Regions from separate parts of the Homo sapiens genome. Here region 2 is linked to region 1. Evidence: read pairs that join two places in POLR2A ChIA-PET (ENCODE). Cell type or tissue: IMR-90. All regions are shown on one strand. Links, peaks and the distances in the headings refer to the core of each region. The heading gives the core; the rest is flanking DNA.

Evidence for each region. Peaks named below come from ENCODE experiments on the same cell type or tissue, not always from the same donor. Only the 100,000 strongest peaks of a DNase experiment are listed, where the experiment ranks them.
Region 2: POLR2A ChIA-PET joins it to region 1 with 16 read pairs; 4 of 35 experiments call an interaction of 5 or more read pairs at or near these places.

What each region holds. Positions count from the first base shown.
Region 1 is chr20:44,667,526-44,676,272 of GRCh38, reverse strand. It overlaps LINC01260 (long intergenic non-protein coding RNA 1260), which reads left to right and starts at 4,534. Exons shown (of 5, transcript NR_034104.1): 1 at 4,534-4,634. RefSeq lists enhancers at 4,794-5,293, 5,294-5,795. In IMR-90, for the core only: no CTCF peak of the experiment used is centred there; no DNase peak of the experiment used is centred there.
Region 2 is chr20:44,751,321-44,760,067 of GRCh38, reverse strand. It overlaps KCNK15 (potassium two pore domain channel subfamily K member 15), which reads right to left. Exons shown (of 2, transcript NM_022358.4): 2 at 7,755-8,747. It overlaps RIMS4 (regulating synaptic membrane exocytosis 4), which reads left to right. Exons shown (of 6, transcript NM_182970.4): 3 at 1,884-1,996; 4 at 2,297-2,398; 5 at 3,031-3,170; 6 at 3,716-8,260. The coding sequence ends at 3,934. Among named protein-coding and RNA genes, the nearest start is that of KCNK15-AS1, 9.5 kb to the right of the region's middle. RefSeq lists enhancers at 2,133-3,332, 7,580-8,127. In IMR-90, for the core only: no CTCF peak of the experiment used is centred there; no DNase peak of the experiment used is centred there; H3K27me3 peaks cover 3,624 bases.

The sequences.
Region 1 (8,747 bases), core at 644-8,643:
AAAATAGTGGTGAAGTGTTGGAGTGGCGAAAAATTTTGGGGCTGGTATGGAGAGATAATGGGCAATGTTTCTCAGGGCTGCTTCGAGTGGGATTGGGGCAGCATGGGAACCTACAGTGGGAGAGATTCAACTGAAGAAAGATTTTGGGGTAAGGGGTGGTATTGTGGGGTTGTTAGAAGGAGCATTTGTCATACAGAATTATTGGTGATGGCCTGGATGCGGTTTTGTGTGAATTGAGAAACTAAATGAAAGACACAAGGTCTGAATAAAAGGAGAGAAATAGGTATTAAAGGACTAAGAAGTGGGAGGACCCAGGACATCCAATTAGAGAGTGCCCAAGGCTGTTCAGCGTAATTACTTGCTTGGTTGTTGAGTTTTTGGGCTGTATCCTTGACAGAGTCCTCCTTTTTAAGTTGGAGGCTGAGCTTGGTGAGGTGTGTCTTGAAAAGACCATTAGTCCGTTCCATCTTTCCTGAAGATTGAGGACGGTAAGGGGTATGAAGTTTCTACTGAATACCAAGAGCCTGAGAAACGGCTTGGGTGATTTGACTAATAAAGGCCAATCCGTTATCAGACTGTATAGAGGTGGGAAGGCCAAACTGAGGAATTATGTCTGACAGAAGGGAAGAAATGACCATGATGGCCTTCTCAGACCCTGTGGGAAAGGCCTCTACCCATCCAGTGAAAGTGTCTACCTAGACCAAGAGGTATTTTAGTTTCCTGACTCGGGACATGTGAGTAAAGTCAATTTGCCAGTCCTGGGCAGGGGCAAATCCCCAAGCTGGATGTGTAGGGAAGGGAGGGGGCCTGAACAATCCCTGAGGAGTAGTAGAATAGCAGATGGAACACTGAGAAGTGATTTCCTTGAGGATAGATTTCCATGATGGAAAGGAAATGAGAGGTTCTAAGAGTCGGGCTAGCGGCTTGTAACCTACATGGAAGAGGTTATGAAATGATGACAGAATAGAATGGGCCTGTGAGGCTGGAAGGAGATATTTTTCTTGGTCCAAGAACCATTTGCCTTGTGTGGGAAGATATTGATAGGTGGAAGTTTCAGCAGGAGAGTAGGTGGGAGTGACCCATGAGGAGGAGAAAAACTGTCTGTGAGGGACAGAAGTTGGAATGCTAGCTCTTTCTTTAGCTACCTTATCAGCATAAGCGTTGCCCTGAACGATGGGATCTGATGCCTTTTGGTGGCCCTTGCAGTGTATGACTCCAGTTTCCTTTGGAAGTAAAGCGGCCTTGAGAAGAGTTTTTATTAAAGAGGCAATAATGATGGAGGACCCTTGCGTAGTGAGGAAACCTCTTTCAGCCCATTTAACACCATGGTGGTGCAGGATATGGAAGGCATATTTAGAGTCAGTATAAATATTGATGCGTAGTGCGTAGTTCCTTTGCAAGAGTGAGGGCTCGAGTTAAGGCAATGAGTTCAGCTTGCTGAGAGGTAGTGGAGGTGGGCAGAGTGGTAGCCTCAATGATAGATGTGGAAGATACTATAGCATAGCCTGCCTTTGCTGGTGTGTGGCGATTAGGCCTAGTGGAACTGCCATCAATATACCAGGTGTGATCAGGGTGAGGAACAGGAAAGAAGGAAATGTGGGGAAATAGAGTGAATGTCAGGTGTATCATAGAGATACAGTCATGGGGGTCACGTGTGGTATCAGGAATAATGTGGGAGGCTGGATTGAAGTCCGGGCCAGGAACAATGGTAACTGTGGGAGACTCAACAAAGAGTGAGTACAGCTGAAGGAGCCGGGGAGCAGACAGTATATGTGTCAGGTGTGAGGAAGAAAATAGATTTTGGAAGTTATAAGAACTGTAGAGAGTGAGTTGAGCATAGTTTGTGATTTTGAGGGCCTCCAAAAGTATTAGGGCAGCAGCGGCCACCGCATGGAGACATGATAGCCAGCCTAAAACAGTAAGGTCAAGTTGTTTGGACAAAAAGCCTATAGGGTGCGGTCCCAGTCCTTGTGTACGAATTCCAACTGCACAGCCCTACACTTCGGCTGCGTGTAATGAAAAGGGTTGAGATGAGCCAGGGAGAGCTAGTGTGGGAGCAGTCTCTAAAACTGTCTTCAAGGAACAGAAAGAGGAGTGGGGAAAGGATTGAGAATCTATGGAGTCAGCTAGGTTTCCTTTTGTGAGTTTATACAATGGTTTTGTTAGGATGGCAAAACCAGGTATCCAAAGACAAAAGTATCCAACCACGCCCAGGAAGTAAAGGAGTTGTTGTTTTGTAGAAGGGCCTGGGGTTTGAGAGATCAGTCGGACACGATCCGCAGGGAGAGCGCATGTGTTGTTATGAAGAATTATGCTGAGGTAGGTAATGGATGGAGAAGAAATTTGAGCTTTGGACAGGGATACCCAATATCCCTTGGAGAATAAATGTTGAAGGAGCAGGAGGGTGTCTTGTTGAGAAGATTCAAAGGAGGGGCTACAAAGTAGAAGGTCATCAATATATTGAATAAGGCAAGAAGCAGAGGGGTGGAAAGAAAGTAAATCATAAGAAAGAGCTTGGCTGAAGTAATGAGGGCTGGCCCTGAAGCCTTGCGGCAGTACAGCCCAGGTAAGCTGCTGGGACTGATGGGTGTCAGGATCGGTCCAGGTAAAAGCAAAGAGAGGCTGGGACAAGGGGTGTAGGAGAATAGTGAAAAAAAGCATTTTAAAGATCAAGAATGGAATAGTGAGTTGTGGAGGAAGATATTGAGGACAAAAGAGCGTACGGGTTGGGCACCACAGGGTGGATAGGCAAAACAATTTGGTTGATAAGGCACAGATCCTGAACTAACCTGTAAGACTTGTCCGGTTTTTGAACAGGTAAAATGGGAGAATTGTAAGGAGAGTTTATAGGTTTTAGAAGCCCATGCTGTAGCAGGCAAGTGATAACAGGATTTAATCCCCTTAAAGCCTGTTGTGGGATGTGATACTGGCATTGAGTGGGGTAAGCGTGATTAGGTTTTAATGGGATAGTAATGGGCATGTGATTGGTTGCCAGGGAGGGAGTGGAGGTGTCCCATATTTGTGGGTTAAGGTCGGGGGATATGAGAGGAAGACCCAAAGGAGGCTTTGGGTTGGGAAGAAGGGGGCAATGAGATGTGGCTGTAGTACAGGAATAATCAGGGAAGCAGATAATTTGGTTAAAATGTCTCAGCCTAATAAGGAAGCTGGGCAGGTGGGGATAACTGAAAAAGAGTGCATAAAAGAACGTTGTCCAAGTTGGCACCAGAGTGGGGGAGTTTTAAGGGGTTTTGAAGCTTGGCCATCAATACCCACAACAGTTATGGGGGCGAGGGAAACAGGCCCTTGAAAAGAAGATAATGTGGAGTGGGTAGCCCCCATATCGATTAAACGGGATGGACTTACCCTCCACTTTAAGAGTTACCCGAAGCTCAGCGTCTGTGATGGTCCAGGAGGCTTCTGAGGCGATCGGGCTACGTCAGTCTTCAGCTGCTAAGCCGAGGAGATCTGGGAAGGAGTCGGCCAAGGAACATAGGGTTTGGGCTCCAGGGGCTTTAGGAGTGGCAGTGATGTGAGTCGGACAGTCCGACCTCCAGCGGGGGCCCGCACAGACAGGGCACGGCTTAGGAGGAATCCCGGGCTGCGGGCATTCTGAGGCCCAGTGGCCAGGCTTTTAGCATTTGAAGCAAGGTCCACGAGGATGTTTTGAAGGAGCCCCTGGGAGCTGTGGCTTGGATGTTCTGAAGTTCTTGTATGCTGGAGACGTGGTTGTGGGCTGTCTTACAGCGGAGGCGAGCAGCTGTAACTCAGAAATGCGTTGCTGCCTGGCTACCTCCTCTGTATTATTGTACACTTTGAAGGGGAGGTTGATTAATTCGTGTTGTGGGGTTTGAGGGCCGGATTCCAATTTTTAAAGCTTTTTTCTAATGTCAGGAGCTGGGTGATAAAATGCATATTAAGAATAAGGCGGCCTTCTGGCCCCTCTGGGTCTAGGGCGGTAAAGTGTGTAAGGGTTGCTGCCGAGCGGGCCATGAACTGAGCTGGGTTTTCGTCTTTACCTTGGGTAGTTTCTCTAAGTTTGTCATAATTAACAGCTTTGTAAGCTGCCTTTTTAAGCCCTTCAACTAGGCAGGAAACCATGTAATCTCGCCTAGCCATACCTGGGGAATCTGCCTGATAGTTCCATTGGGGGTCCTCTCGGGGAACTGCTCTACTGCCTTCCTGGAGGTCAGGTTCATGAAGCCGGCGGTTATCAGCGTGAGATTGGGCTAGAGAAAAAACTCTTTCCCGTTCATCTGGGGAGAGGGTAGAAGTCAGGATGACATTTCAGTCACTCCAGGTTAAACTGTAGGACAGAGTTAGATATCGGGATTCCTGTATATATTTAGTGGGGTCTGATGAGAAAGAGCCTAAATGCTGGCTGATTTGGGAAAGGTCTGATAGAGAAAAAGGCACATGTACCCTGACTATGCCTTCAGCTCCAGCCACCTCTCTAAGAGGAAATTGTTGGGCAGGTGGGGGAGAGCTAGCCGCAGAACGAAACTGAAAACCAGACTGGGTGTGGGGAGGGCGGGTAATAGAAGGGTTATAGGATGTGGGAGCAGAGGCTGAAGAAGAGTTGGAGGCTGATTCAGCCTGGTGGGGAGCGAGCTGAGGAGGAGCAGTCTGGGAAGAAGGTGAGACGTCAGATGGTTCAGTAGAAAAGGAAGATTCACAAGACTCAGCGACGCTTGGGGTTGGGACTGAAGGGACAGGTGGGAGGGAAAGAAGGAGGATTTGGGACGAGTCGCATTGGGAACAGAGACTAGGGAGGGAACGAAGTGTGAAAAATGCCTGGACGTAAGACACCTCAGACCATTTGCCCATTTTTCAACAAAAATTATCTAGGTCTTGTAGGACGGAGAAATGAAAAGTGCCATTTTCTGGCCATTTAGAACCATTGTTAGTTTGTATTGGGGCCAAGTGGTGTTGCAGAAGAAAATAAGATGCTTAGATTTTAGGTCAGGTGAGAGTTGAAGAGGTTTTAAGTTCTTGAGAACATAGGCTAAGGGAGAAGAAGGAGGAATGGAGGGTGGAAGTTTGCCCATAGTGAAGGAGGCAAGTTTAAAGAGAAGGGTAGAGATATGGAGAAGGGGGTGGGGAGCAGCCCTGGGCTGCAATGTGGGTGAGCAGCCAAAGCAGGCGTCCCCGCAATTGACTTGCCACCAAGGGAATGTGGGTGAATGACCAAAGCAGGCGTCCCTGCGGTGATCGGACACCAATGGAATGTGGGTGAATAATCAGGCAGGCGTCCCCGCAGTGATTAAATGGCAAGGGAAGACTGTCTTCCTGAGTCTGTGACCGGCCCTGGAGTTTTGGGTTCACGGATAAAATGTGTCTCCTTTGTCTCTACTGGAGAGGAAAAAGAACTGGAATTGGAAGGACAGAGAGATTGAAGGGTAGCAAGAGAGGCTGGAGAAGAGAGTGAAAAGACCACTTACCCAATTTGAAATTGGTGAGATGTTCCTTGGGCTGGTTGATCTGAGGACCCGAGGTCGTAAGTGGATCTCTTCACGGAGTGAGGGTGAGGACAGGGGACTGGTCTCCCGAAGGAGTCCCTCTGACCCGGGTCTTCAGCACCAAATGTCACACGCATCTGTGTGAAGAGACCACCAAACAGGCTTTGTGTGAGCAACAAGGCTGTTTATTTCACCTGGATGCAGGCGGGCTGAGTCCGAAAAGAGAGTCAGCAAAGGGTGGTGGGATTATCATTAGTTCTTACAGGTTTTGGGATAGGCAGTGGAGTTAGGAGCAATGTTTTGTGGGCAGCGGGTGGATCTCACAAAGTACATTCTCAAGGGTGGGGAGAATTACAAAGAACTTTCTTAAGGGTGGGGGAGATTACAAAGAACTTTCTTAAGTGGGGGGAGATTATAAAGTACATTGATCAGTTAGGGTGGGGCAGAAACAAATCACAATGGTGAAAGGTCATCAGTTAAGGCTATTTTCACTTCTTTTGTGGATCTTCAGTTGCTTCAGGCCATCTGGATGTATACATGCAGGTCACAGGGGATATGACGGCTTAGCTTGGGCTCAGAGGCCTGACACAAAAGACCTGAAAAAGACAACTTGAGACCAACAGAATGTCTCTCCCTCTCCCCCGTTTCTTTTCTCCTTTTTTTTTTTTTTAGCAGCAGTTTACTCAAAAGGTAAACAAAAAAATCTTTTGCTATCTCTTATTAATACTATATGAGGCAGGGTGCGGTGGCTCCCGCTTGCAATCCCAGCACTTTGGAAGGCCAAGGCAGGCGGATCACCCTGAGATCAGGAGTTCAAGACTAGCCTGGTTAACATGGCAAAACCTTTTCTCTACTCAAAATACAAAAATTAGCCTGGCATGGAGGCGCATGCCAATAATCCCAGCCACTCAGGAGGCTGAGGCAGGAGAATCACTTGAATCCAGGAGGTGGAGGTCACAGTGAGCCGAGATCACGCCACTGCACTCCAGCCTAGGTGACAGAACGAGACTCCATCTCAAAAAAAAAAAAAAAAAAGAACAAAAAAAAAACTATGTGACTATCTAGTTCAAAATAGAAAAATGATTCTACTTTTGCATCAATGCATTATAAATATAAAGCCTAATTTTAATAAAACCTTATAAATCATCTAATCTCAATCAGCTTTGACCACACGAGATAATATTTCTATAAACCTTTTATAACTTCTTACAATTTTTCCATTCCTCTTTCTTTTCCCAACTTTCTATATCCATTCAGTTAATCTATTTTATTCTTTCCTTCTTTTATCCCAATTTCATACAGCCTTTAAATAACCTCTAAACTAGGCAAAACCACTTTCTCTTTAACAAAAACCACATGCTTATGTCTTTCTTATAATCTTCCTTCCTAAAAAGATGTCTTACTTTCCTTACATATTCTGAATACAGAATTGTCTTCCTTCTGGTCTCTAGTGTTAGTTACCATATATTAGTCAGAATTTTAAATCTTAGTAATCTTAATTTATACTGAAAATCTAAGAAGTAATTTTTTTTTTTTTTTTAGAGTCTCACTCTGTCACCCAGGCTGCAGTGCAGTGGCGCGATCTCAGCTCACTGCAACCTCCACCTCCCAGGTTCAAGTGATTCTTCTGCCTCAGCCTCCCAAGTAGCTGGGACTACAGGCACACACCACCACGCCTGGCTAATTTTTTGTATTTTTAGTAGAGACAGGGTTTCACCATGTTGGCCAGTCTGGTCTCAAACTCCTAACCTCAGGTGATCTGCCCACCTCAGCCTCCCAGAGTGCTAGGATTACAGGTGTGAGCCACCGCCCAGCCAGAAGTAATTTTGTCACTATGTACTAACAATTGATTAATACACATTTTATAATATTTAGAAACACAGGCTTTCTAATGGAACAATTTTTCAGTGTGGAATAGGATACTTTTACTAGCGGATCTTAATATCTCTTTTTTTTTTTTTTTTGAGACAGGGTCTTGCTCTGTTGCCCAAGCTGGAATATAGTGGTGTGATTATAGCTCACTGCAGCCTCAAACTCCTAGGCTTGAGTGATCGATCCTCCTGCCTCAGCCTCTTGAGTAGTTAGGACTAACAAGCATGCAACACCACTCCTGGCTAACTTTAAAATTTTTATTTTGTAGAGACAAGGTCTCACTATGTTGCCCTGGCTGGTCTGTAACTCCTGGCCTCAAGCAGTCCTCTTATCTCAGCTTTCCAAAGTGCTGGGATTACAGGTATGAGCCACCACACCCAGCCCCTAAATATCTTTTGTTTCTCTGAAATAAGAAACCAAAAGTATATGAGCTTAAACTTATATGTAGTAATTAATGTCTTAGCATTATATCTTATTTGGAAATGATCTAGATCTTCAATAAATATTCATAGTTTAATTTAGCTTGGCAAAACTCTAAAGGCATAGTTACCAAAAAAATTTGAAAAACTTTTTCCCTTTTGTGGCCATCGCCAAAGCAGGAGTAGCCAAAATGAAGTTTGATCCCTTTGTGACTTATTTTTTTTTCATTTTTTTGTTTGTTTGTTTTTGAGACAGAGTCTTGCTCTGTTGCCCAAGCTGGAGTTCAGTGGCACAATCTCGGCTCACTGCAGCCTCCCACCTCCTGGATTCAAGCTATTCTCCTGCCTCAGCCTCCAAAGTAGCTGGGCTTACAGGCGTGTACCACCATGCCCAGCTAATTTTTGCATTTTCAATAGAGACTAGGTTCACCGTGTTGGCCAGGCTGCTCTTGAATTCCTGACCTCAGCTTCCCAGTGTTGGGATTACAGGTGTGAGCCATCACACCTGGCCTTAATTAATTTTATTAAATAACATATTTTTTTTAATGGAACGCTTCAGAATTTACATTTCATCCTTGCACAGGTGACATGCTACTAATCTTTTCTCTATCATTCCAATTTCATTTTATTTATTTATTTGTTTATTTATTTATTTTGAGACAGAGTCTCTCTCTGTCACCCAGGCTGGAGTGCAGTGGTGCAGTCTTGGCTCACTGCAACGTCCACCTCCCAGATTCAAGCAATTCCCCTGCCTCAGCCTCCCAAGTAGCCAGGATTACAGGCATGTGCCACCACGCCCAGCTAATTTTTTTATGTTTAGTATGGATGGGGTTTCACCATGTTGGCCAGGCTGGTCTCGAACTCCTGACCTCAGGTGATCCACCCGCCTCAGACTCCCAAAGTGCTGGAATTACAGGCGTGAGTCACTGCACCCGGCCTTCATTCCAGTTTTAGTATATGTGCTGCGAAGCGAGTACCTCACTGAATTTTAGACAAGGTA
Region 2 (8,747 bases), core at 436-8,435, 84 kb before region 1:
TTCTTAGATTTGGAACTGAAAAGTCAAGAGCCCAAGTCTCTTGCTCTCTACCTCCTGCTGGGTCATTCCTTCTCTGAGGCAGCCAACATAGGACACCCTGGCTACTGTCTGAATGGGGAAAGCAAGCCAGGGGTAGTAGGAAATCAGGAAAAGGGAAAGCACTCAGGCTGAATATTCTGCCATTAACTCTGCAGATAACTTAAGTAAAAACAGAACACTGGGGGACTTCAAATGGTTCAGGGAAGAATCGGGCAGCCAAGACTGGGTAGCTAGTAGAGTTTATGGGTTTTGCCTGAGGGCAGGCCATTTATATGGCTCAGTTCTTGTGACTTTTAGTCTCCAGGATTCTCTTTTTTATTTCCCAGAGAGAGGTTTTGATTGGCCTGGCTTGGGTTAAGCCTCTGACTCTGTATGCCTCATCTCTGGCCAGGGAATAGGGTCACCCTTTTGCTGGGCAAATGTGTTTCTTATTTAAAAGATGGTGATAAAGATCAAAAGCCAACCTCTTGGGCTAGGCGTGGTGGCTCACCCCTGTAATCCCAGCACTTTGGGAGGTCGAGGTGGGTGGATCACGTGAGGCCAGGGGTTGGAGACCAGCCTGGCCAATGTGATGAAACTCTGTCTCTACTAAAAAACACAAAAATTGGCCGGGCGTGGTGGTACACGTCTGTATTCCCAGCTACTTGGGAGGCTGAGGCATGAGAATTGCTTAAACGCTTAAACCCAGGAGTTCGAAGCTGCAATGAGCCAAGACCGTGCCACTGCACTCCAGACTGGGCAACAGAGGGAAACTCTGTCTCAAAAAAAAAACAAAAACCAGAACAACAACAAAAAAAACCTCCTGTGGTTGTGGTGAGGATCAGATGAGAAAATGGGTTGCAAGTGCTTTGGTGCTCAGGATAACAGAGGCACATCAGGCATGGTACTTAGTGCCTCATCGCACTTAATACAACAGACCTAGGAGATGGGAACATTATTATTCCCATTTCACAGATGGGAAAGAGATACTTAGAGAAGTGAAGGGAGTGGGGAGAACTGACTAAAGCTGTCTTAGGCAAAATAATAAAATTATCTTTGTTGTTGCTGTTGATATTGACTTAACGTAACCAAAAGATGAAGTAGCTTGCTTCAGGCAGAGCTTGATCCAGGAGCTCACACAATGCTGTCATTTTGATGGTTTCATTCTCGGGATCCAGATGGTAGCTACATAGCACCAGAAGCTCCAGTCCTGCATCTCAGGCTCAAGTCTGGTGGGAAAGAGAGCGTCTCACTCCCCATAGTTCAAACAAAGCTTCCAGGCCTGATTCTTGTTGGCTGAACTGGGCTACATGCCTGTCTCTGAGCTGATCACTGGCCGAGGGGAAGGGATGCCCTGATTGGCCAGGCTGAGCTGGAGGCCCAGTCTCAGGAGCTGTTCCCTCCACCCCACTGTGATCATGTGCCACGGGGAGGGGGTTCCGTAAAGAAAATTTGAGATCTTGTTACCAGAGGAAGGGGAAGTGGATATTAGGTAGCCAAGCAGCCGCAAGAAATGCACCCCTCAGAGTCTAGAGCCGTTTGCAGTGCAGCTCACACTTTCACGTGCAAGGGCATCATCTGGGGCTCGCATTAAAATTCAGATTCTGATTCAGCAGCTGGGGGTGGAGTGGGCTGCAGTTCTATGTATCTAATTAGTTCCCAGGTGATGCTGATGCTGCTGGTCTCTGAACCACACTTTGAGTATCAAGGCACTAAACCACATGAGCCAGATACTGGGTAAACCTTATCTCCATCCCAAGAGGGAAGTTTCAGCATATCCATTGCATGGAGGTTGACTGCTTGAGTCCAGAGTTGTTGGTAAACCACTGGGAATGTGTGCTTTGTCTCACCTTTTCCTCTTGCAGCCTTAACTATGGAGGAGTTTGCCTGGCGTCGGACGCCCAGTTCAGTGACTTCCTGGGAAGCATGGGGCCGGCACAGTTTGTGGGCCGCCAGACCCTGGCCACCACACCCATGGGTGAGTGCCCCAAGGCTGGTTTCAAATGGACTAGGGGAGTTGGGTGTCACACCAGAAGCTCAGCGTCTCTCCCTCCTTCCCCTTTGCCTGTTGATCCATCCTCTGCGCATGCCGCCTAGAGCCCAGGGCACACTCTCAAGCCCTCAGCAGAGCCTAGGCACTTGGTGGGAGTTGGTTCTGGTCTTATTCTGGGCTGGGAGCAGGGGAAGGGGGTTTCAGCCCTAAGTAAAGGAGAAGAGCTGAGTCCAAGCTTGAGCTTCTGAACCATTTCCCAGTCTCATCTCTTGGTGCCTCTTCCAGGGGATGTGGAGATCGGTCTGCAGGAGCGGAACGGTCAGTTGGAGGTGGACATTATCCAGGCTCGGGGACTGACAGCCAAGCCAGGCTCCAAGACACTGCCAGGTCTGGGGCCTACCTTCCCCTGCAAGGTGGGGGTGGAGGTCAGGGAGGATATCCTGATGGGTACTGAGGGCCTTGAAGAGAGAAAATTGGGCCCAACTGTGGGGACCCCCTGTCCCAACTCTGATGTCTTATGTGGAATTGGTAGTTTAGGGTTTGTTTGAAGAGCCAGTTGAGATTGTCTGTTGACCTTGTTCCTCTCCTCCACTGGACTGAGCTCCTGGAAGGCAGGGACCATCTTTCCAGCTTATCATTATACCCCAGTGCCTAGCAGGGTTCTTGGCATGCAGTAGGTGCTCAGGCTTGGTGAGTGAGGGGGTCAGCAGATAGATGCATAAGCCAGGGAGGGGGTGGGCACATTATGGACTGAGAGAGGAAACAGGTGAGCACAGAGTGAGCAAAGGAAGGGTGGAGACAGTGAGGACCACCAGAGGAGGTGGGGCAGGCTGCACCCAAGCCCAGCTGTACCTGCTGCCCCCAAATGCCCACCCCCCATGTGTCCTGGTGCGTCCTCCCCAGACCCCATGGGGGCACACCTATCTCCAGCAGAGGGTGGGCAGCCTCCCTCTGTTGCACCCTTTGCCCACCATTTGAGGGCCAAACTAGAACTCACCCCTGCTGGCCTCTATCCCCAGCGGCCTACATCAAGGCCTACCTGCTAGAGAATGGCATCTGCATTGCCAAGAAGAAGACCAAAGTCGCTCGCAAGTCGCTGGACCCACTGTATAACCAGGTGCTGCTGTTTCCTGAGAGTCCCCAGGGCAAAGTCCTCCAGGTGAGGGGCATTGACGCGCTCACGTGTGTGTGTGTGCACGAGCACACATGCACAGTACCAGAATGAGAGGAGGGCACCCCTGGCGGGGGGTGTCTCTGGAGGGCCTCGCCTGGAGGAAACAGGCGAGGCCCTCAGTTCACTGTGGCTGAACTGAGCTCCACAACTTACTGCACAACTTTGAACAAGTTCCCTTCTGACCCTCAGTTCCTTCATCTGTAAAGCGGGGACCCTAATAGTACCTACCTGATAACATTCTGGTGCCAGTGGAATGTGTGCTGTGTGCAGGAAAAGTATTTGCAGTTTTGCCTACAGCAAGTGTTCTACCCATTACCATCGTCACCGTCACCATTACCATCAACAGCCTCTGGAGGCCAGGGGCTTGGTGTGATGCCCCGTGATAAGAAAGGCCTGTTGAGGAATTGCAGTTTTAAGGAGGTAGAAATCACAGGACTGAGCTGGATTGGGCATGGGGCGACCCAGGTTCTGCTTCTGGGCCTGTGAGTGGCACTGGCAGGATTTGAACCACTGTGTCTCTTGCCCCACAGGTGATCGTGTGGGGGAACTACGGGCGGATGGAGCGGAAGCAGTTCATGGGTGTGGCTCGCGTGCTGCTGGAGGAGCTGGACTTGACCACCCTGGCCGTGGGCTGGTACAAGCTCTTCCCCACCTCCTCCATGGTGGACCCAGCCACAGGCCCCCTGCTCCGGCAGGCATCCCAGTTGTCCCTCGAGAGCACCGTGGGGCCCTGCGGAGAACGATCTTAGTGCTGGAATGGGGAGGGGCTCCCCAAGATGGCCTGGAGACCACCCAGCCCTGACCTGGGACCCCAGGCCCAGGGGCACATTGAACAGGAGGACGGGGCTCTCCCCCACAGTGGGGAAGCAGAACGGGGAGACCTGCCCCCCCTTGGGCCCCTCCTCACCCCTTCTTTGCCTCCTACCCCCGAGACCTCCCCTCTCCCAACGGGATTGGCTACACTTTTGACTTGGCCGGTTCTTGACCTGGTGGATGTGGCTGCAGTCCAGAGAAAGGAAAGATTGAGGTGGCAGAGCAGACCACTCTCCCTTCCCAAACTGTCCAACTTCTCCCCCTTTTTGCCTCCTCGGAAGCTCGCTGCCCAGAGCCATGTCCAGAACCCAGCCGGCCATCTCCATGGTGCCAATTACCAGCAAGTGTCTTTCCTGCGGCACCGGGTTCAGGCAGCTACTCCTGCCCCAGAGATGAAGGGGCAGCTTTGCAAGGATCCGGAGCCAGCTCCCAGGGGCCCAGAGCCCCCCACTTGAAGAGGAGCTTGAGCTTCCCTCTGCCTGCCCGTGGAAGGAGCTTTGCCGCAGCCTGTCCGAGTCCATCCGTCCGTCCCCTCCTGCCTGCCCCTCTTCTGGTGGCTCTAGGAATTGGGGTTCAGCAGGGACCAAAGGAAAGGAGGAGGTGCCGGGGGCCTGGCACAGACCCCTAGGTGCCTCGCTCCATGGGATTGCAACAAGCTAGTTTAGGAACCGCTGGCGGACTAGAAAGAATGTTGTCGTCTGTGTTCCGGTGGAGGAGCTGTGGAACCTGAGTTTCCAGAACCCCAACCCTAGAGAGCATTTGGGGGTGCTGTATTGGAGGGGGAGGCTAAGGAAAGTTGGGATTGGGACTGGTGGTGCCAAGATAAGGGTTTCTCAAATTGGAGAACCCCTCCTTGTTGCATGAGGTCAATGGTCATCCTGTCTACCCACCCTGCCTCCAGGCCAGGGGGCTGGGGAGGCAAATAGAGCCCCCCTATTTTAGTCTTTTTAAAAAAAACATCCTATACTAAGGGCAGAACCCACTGCCCCGGCCTCAATTACCTTGGCTGAAGGAAAGATGGCGGTAGGAGAGAAAAGTGAAGAGGCGTGAGTGTAAGAACTGGGAGATTCCTTTTCCAGCAGGCCTGGGTAGCTGCCTTCCCAGCCCAGCCCTCCCTGGGGCCTGCGGGAGCCCTTTTGCATGCAAGGGAGGATGGAGGCTGGCCCCTCTTTATAGAAGCACATTTCTGCCACCTCCCCTGGGAGGCACCCAGAAGCCTGCCACTCTTTACCTAGTCCCTGCTGTGTAGGGCGTAGTCCAGGTTAGCTAGGTAGAGTTAGTGCTCCAAGCCCTGGGGCCTGTTCTTAGCTCATGCATAGTCCTTACAGAGTCCCAGGACCGGGGGTGGAGAGGAGCCTCAAGTACATTCCAGGAGACCACTGTCTCCTCGCTGGCCTGGGCCTAGATGGGGCAGCCTGGCTCACAGGAGGCCAGCCCCTCCTCCTCCGCCCCCTTCCTTCCCTTGTCCCCGTAGGGTTATAGCTGGAGCTGCCTGTTATACTCGGCTGTTCTGATTTATTATTCTTGGTACTGACTTTCTTTATGAGGGACTCCTAAGGGTTGTAGGACCTTGGCAGAGGGGGCCTGGTCTCCATTAGAGGGTGTTGTTTTCTCCTGAGGACACCCAGGCTGCCTTTGGTCCCACCCTGTTCCTGGTCCCGGTCCCGGTCCCAGTCCCACCAGGCAACTCCTTCCACCCGGAAATTCTTCCCTTCCCTTAGCCTGTGGAAACCCTGGGTATTCTTTAAAGTTCTGGTCAATGTATATCACCTCCACAGAGCTGCTTACCCTGCACTGGGAAGGGGAGATGGAGACGCCCCCTTTACCCAGGAGGTCTTCAGAGTTTCCTGGGACCGCGGTGGGTGGAATCCCAAGGCTGGGGGTGGAAGGAGCAGGGCTCTGGAGGGATTCGCATTCAAGGCACAGAATTGGCCCCTTGCCTGTTTGTTTTTCTAACCAGTGTGATTTCTCTGCTGTTCGTTTATTACTTACCATTGGAATATTTTGAGCCAGGAGAGCGCCTTCTCTCTCCAGCCATCACCGCTGTGGTTGTTCAGGGGTAGCTTTTCAAAAACAGGGCAGAGCCTGGCTGTCCCAACCAGGGGGAGCAGGGGCTTGGCCCTGACAGCCTGAGCCCTTCCCCTGGTGTCTGCACAGCCTTTATAAAGAGAGAGAGAGCTCCGAAGCAATAACAACACCTGGGGGTGGTCAGTGAGGGCCCCCTCAATGATTTTCTTGTTTGTTCTGTGAAATCCCGCTCACCTCCTGGAGGGGTGGAGCAGCTGGGGGCTGGAGCCCTGTTTCTTTGTGTCATCGTGAGCATGTGCCCCTTCCCAGGGGCTGTGACCATTGGGTGTGGGAACTACGGTCTGTCCTCACCAAGGGATGGGGGTTTGGGGAGGAGAGTGACATTTTCATCATTAGCTTCGGAGAAGCTTCAAGCCCATCCTGTCCCCGCTACTGCCTGGCCCCTTGCTGACTCAGGCTGCACTGTTTGAAGAGGAGCAGAGAGGCTGGCACTAGGGGCCACTGGGGGGCTGGGGTCTCCAGGGGATGACTGTTTTCAATCTCTGGGCCAAGATCACATGCAGGATACCATGGGAAGGAGCCATCTCCACTCTCCTTCTCCAGAACCCCCTTGAAGGGCCTTTGGGACCATTAGTCCATTTCCATTTTACAGACAAGGAAATCAAGACCCAGCTTGGGGGAAAAGCCACCCCTGGAGTCACCTGTGTGTTCAGTGGCACCCCCAGCCTGGGTCCCCTCCTCCCAATAGAGGCTGAGCCGGAGCCAGGGCAGTATGAGGTGGGGCTGCCACTGCCCATACCTCCTCCTCCCTTCTTTCTTTGAAGCCTAATGGCCCCCCAAAAGATGGGCAGGACAAGCTGTAGCCCATCTGAGAGGTTGGGAAACTGAGGCCCAGAAACAGGAAGTGACTCACACAAGACCCCTCAGCAAGGGTGCAAAGGGGGAAGAACTAGGGGCTCCATTGTTCTTCAGGCGACAGGAGACCGTTGCTCCAGTGCATGTCTGCTGGGACAAGGATTCCTGGCCTCGAAGCCCTGGGCTGCACAGCCCTACTGGGCTCCACCTCTATAAACCAGTGACTTCTCTGGGCCTGGGTCTGGGGGAGAGGGTTGCCAGGGAGACTCAGCTCTCCTTGGGGGCTGGCCCAGCTGACTGAGGGTACACAGGATTGGGTCTAGACCTTGATGCCTGGGTGGAGGGCCCTTGTAAGGGGCCATAGCCTCTTCAGGACCAACTGGAGGGAGAGTTAGGAAACACCAGCTCCTGCCTGGGGCAGTGAGGGAATGGGAGCAGCTGTGGGCGCCTCATTTCAGGCAAGTCCTCCCCAAACCTTCAGATGCAGTGAGACCTGGCCTTCCTGTTGTGCTTTTCAGACTTTGTTTTCAGAATGCTTTTATCTCGAGTGTGCCCTTCGGCCCTCACAAGAGCCCCTGGGGAGTAGGTGGTGGCCTGTGCCGTCATCCCCATTTCAAAGCAGGGAGCTGAGGTCCTGGGAGGGGAAAGTGCTTGCCTGAGGTCCCACTGTGTTAGTGGGTGGGCAGGACTGGAACTCGGTTCTCCAACAGCCCAGAGCTCACTCTTTTACACCCAGAGGTGGAGCAGGTGGCTTAGGGGGTGGTTATGTACTTCACAAGCCAATTCCCTTCAGCCAGGAGCTCCTGGGTGCATTTCCGTGTCAGAAACAGTACCGAGTCCCACCCCCTCTGGAGGCACAGCTGTTGCGTCAGGCAAGGTCACCTGCATTTATTTATTGAGCAGCAGTGCTGTGTCAGGCCCAGGGACCGAGCCCCTCTCCCTGTTCCCCTATGGTGTCTCCGAGGCCCTCTGGGAGGGCCCCACATCTGGAGCAGCACCTCAGAGTGGACAGAAAGCATTAGCGTCCACGAGCTCACCCGACGCCGAGCCTGTGAGGTGGGCTGATGGTGCCCGTCTAACCCAGCGCTTCAGGGAGGTCAGAATGGAGCCGAACCCAGGGCTGTGAGCATCACCTCTGGAGCCCTTTCACTTTATGACTGCTTCCTGGACGGGTGGTGGGAAGGCAGGAGCCTGGGTCCTTAGGCTGGGGGCCTCTCTCCATCCACCCACCTTTCCCTCATTCCCTCTCTTGGAGCAGCAGCCGCCCAGGCCTTTAGGGAGGGAGGGTTTCTGGGGCCCTTGGGTTGGAGTGGGGTCGCGTTGCATTGTGTTCATGACCATGTAGCTCATGTTGAAATTAAAGTTTTTGGCTTTTCTAACCTGGCTCGTTCATGCTTTGTGTTGAGACAGCCCTATCTGGGAAGCCAGGGGAAGTGGCTGAGTGCCACGGGGTGCCAGGATGCCACACCTCGGGCTTTGTCTCTGCCCCCTTATGGTGCAGGGGCCTGTTCCAGAAAGTCCTGCCAGAGATGCGTAAGAGGGAGCAGGGTTCTGGATGAACCCCGTCATTCTACAGATGTGGAAACTGAGGCCCTGGGAGAGGATGCGATTCTCCAAGGTCATATTGCTGGTGATTGACAGGACCCGGAAGAGAGCTCGTCCCATGGCATTCTGCTGTGTCCAAGTGGCCCCAGTGACATGGTGGGTGGGTGACAGCAAGGCCTCCCTCATCCTGAAGTGGGGCTGGCCAGGGACAAAGAGCATCAGCTGTCTGGGGGAAAGAGGCCATCATTCACACATGGGCTGATTCCACTCTATACACTGGGCAGAGAATGAGATCGTTTAGCGCAAGAGATTGACCCCCTT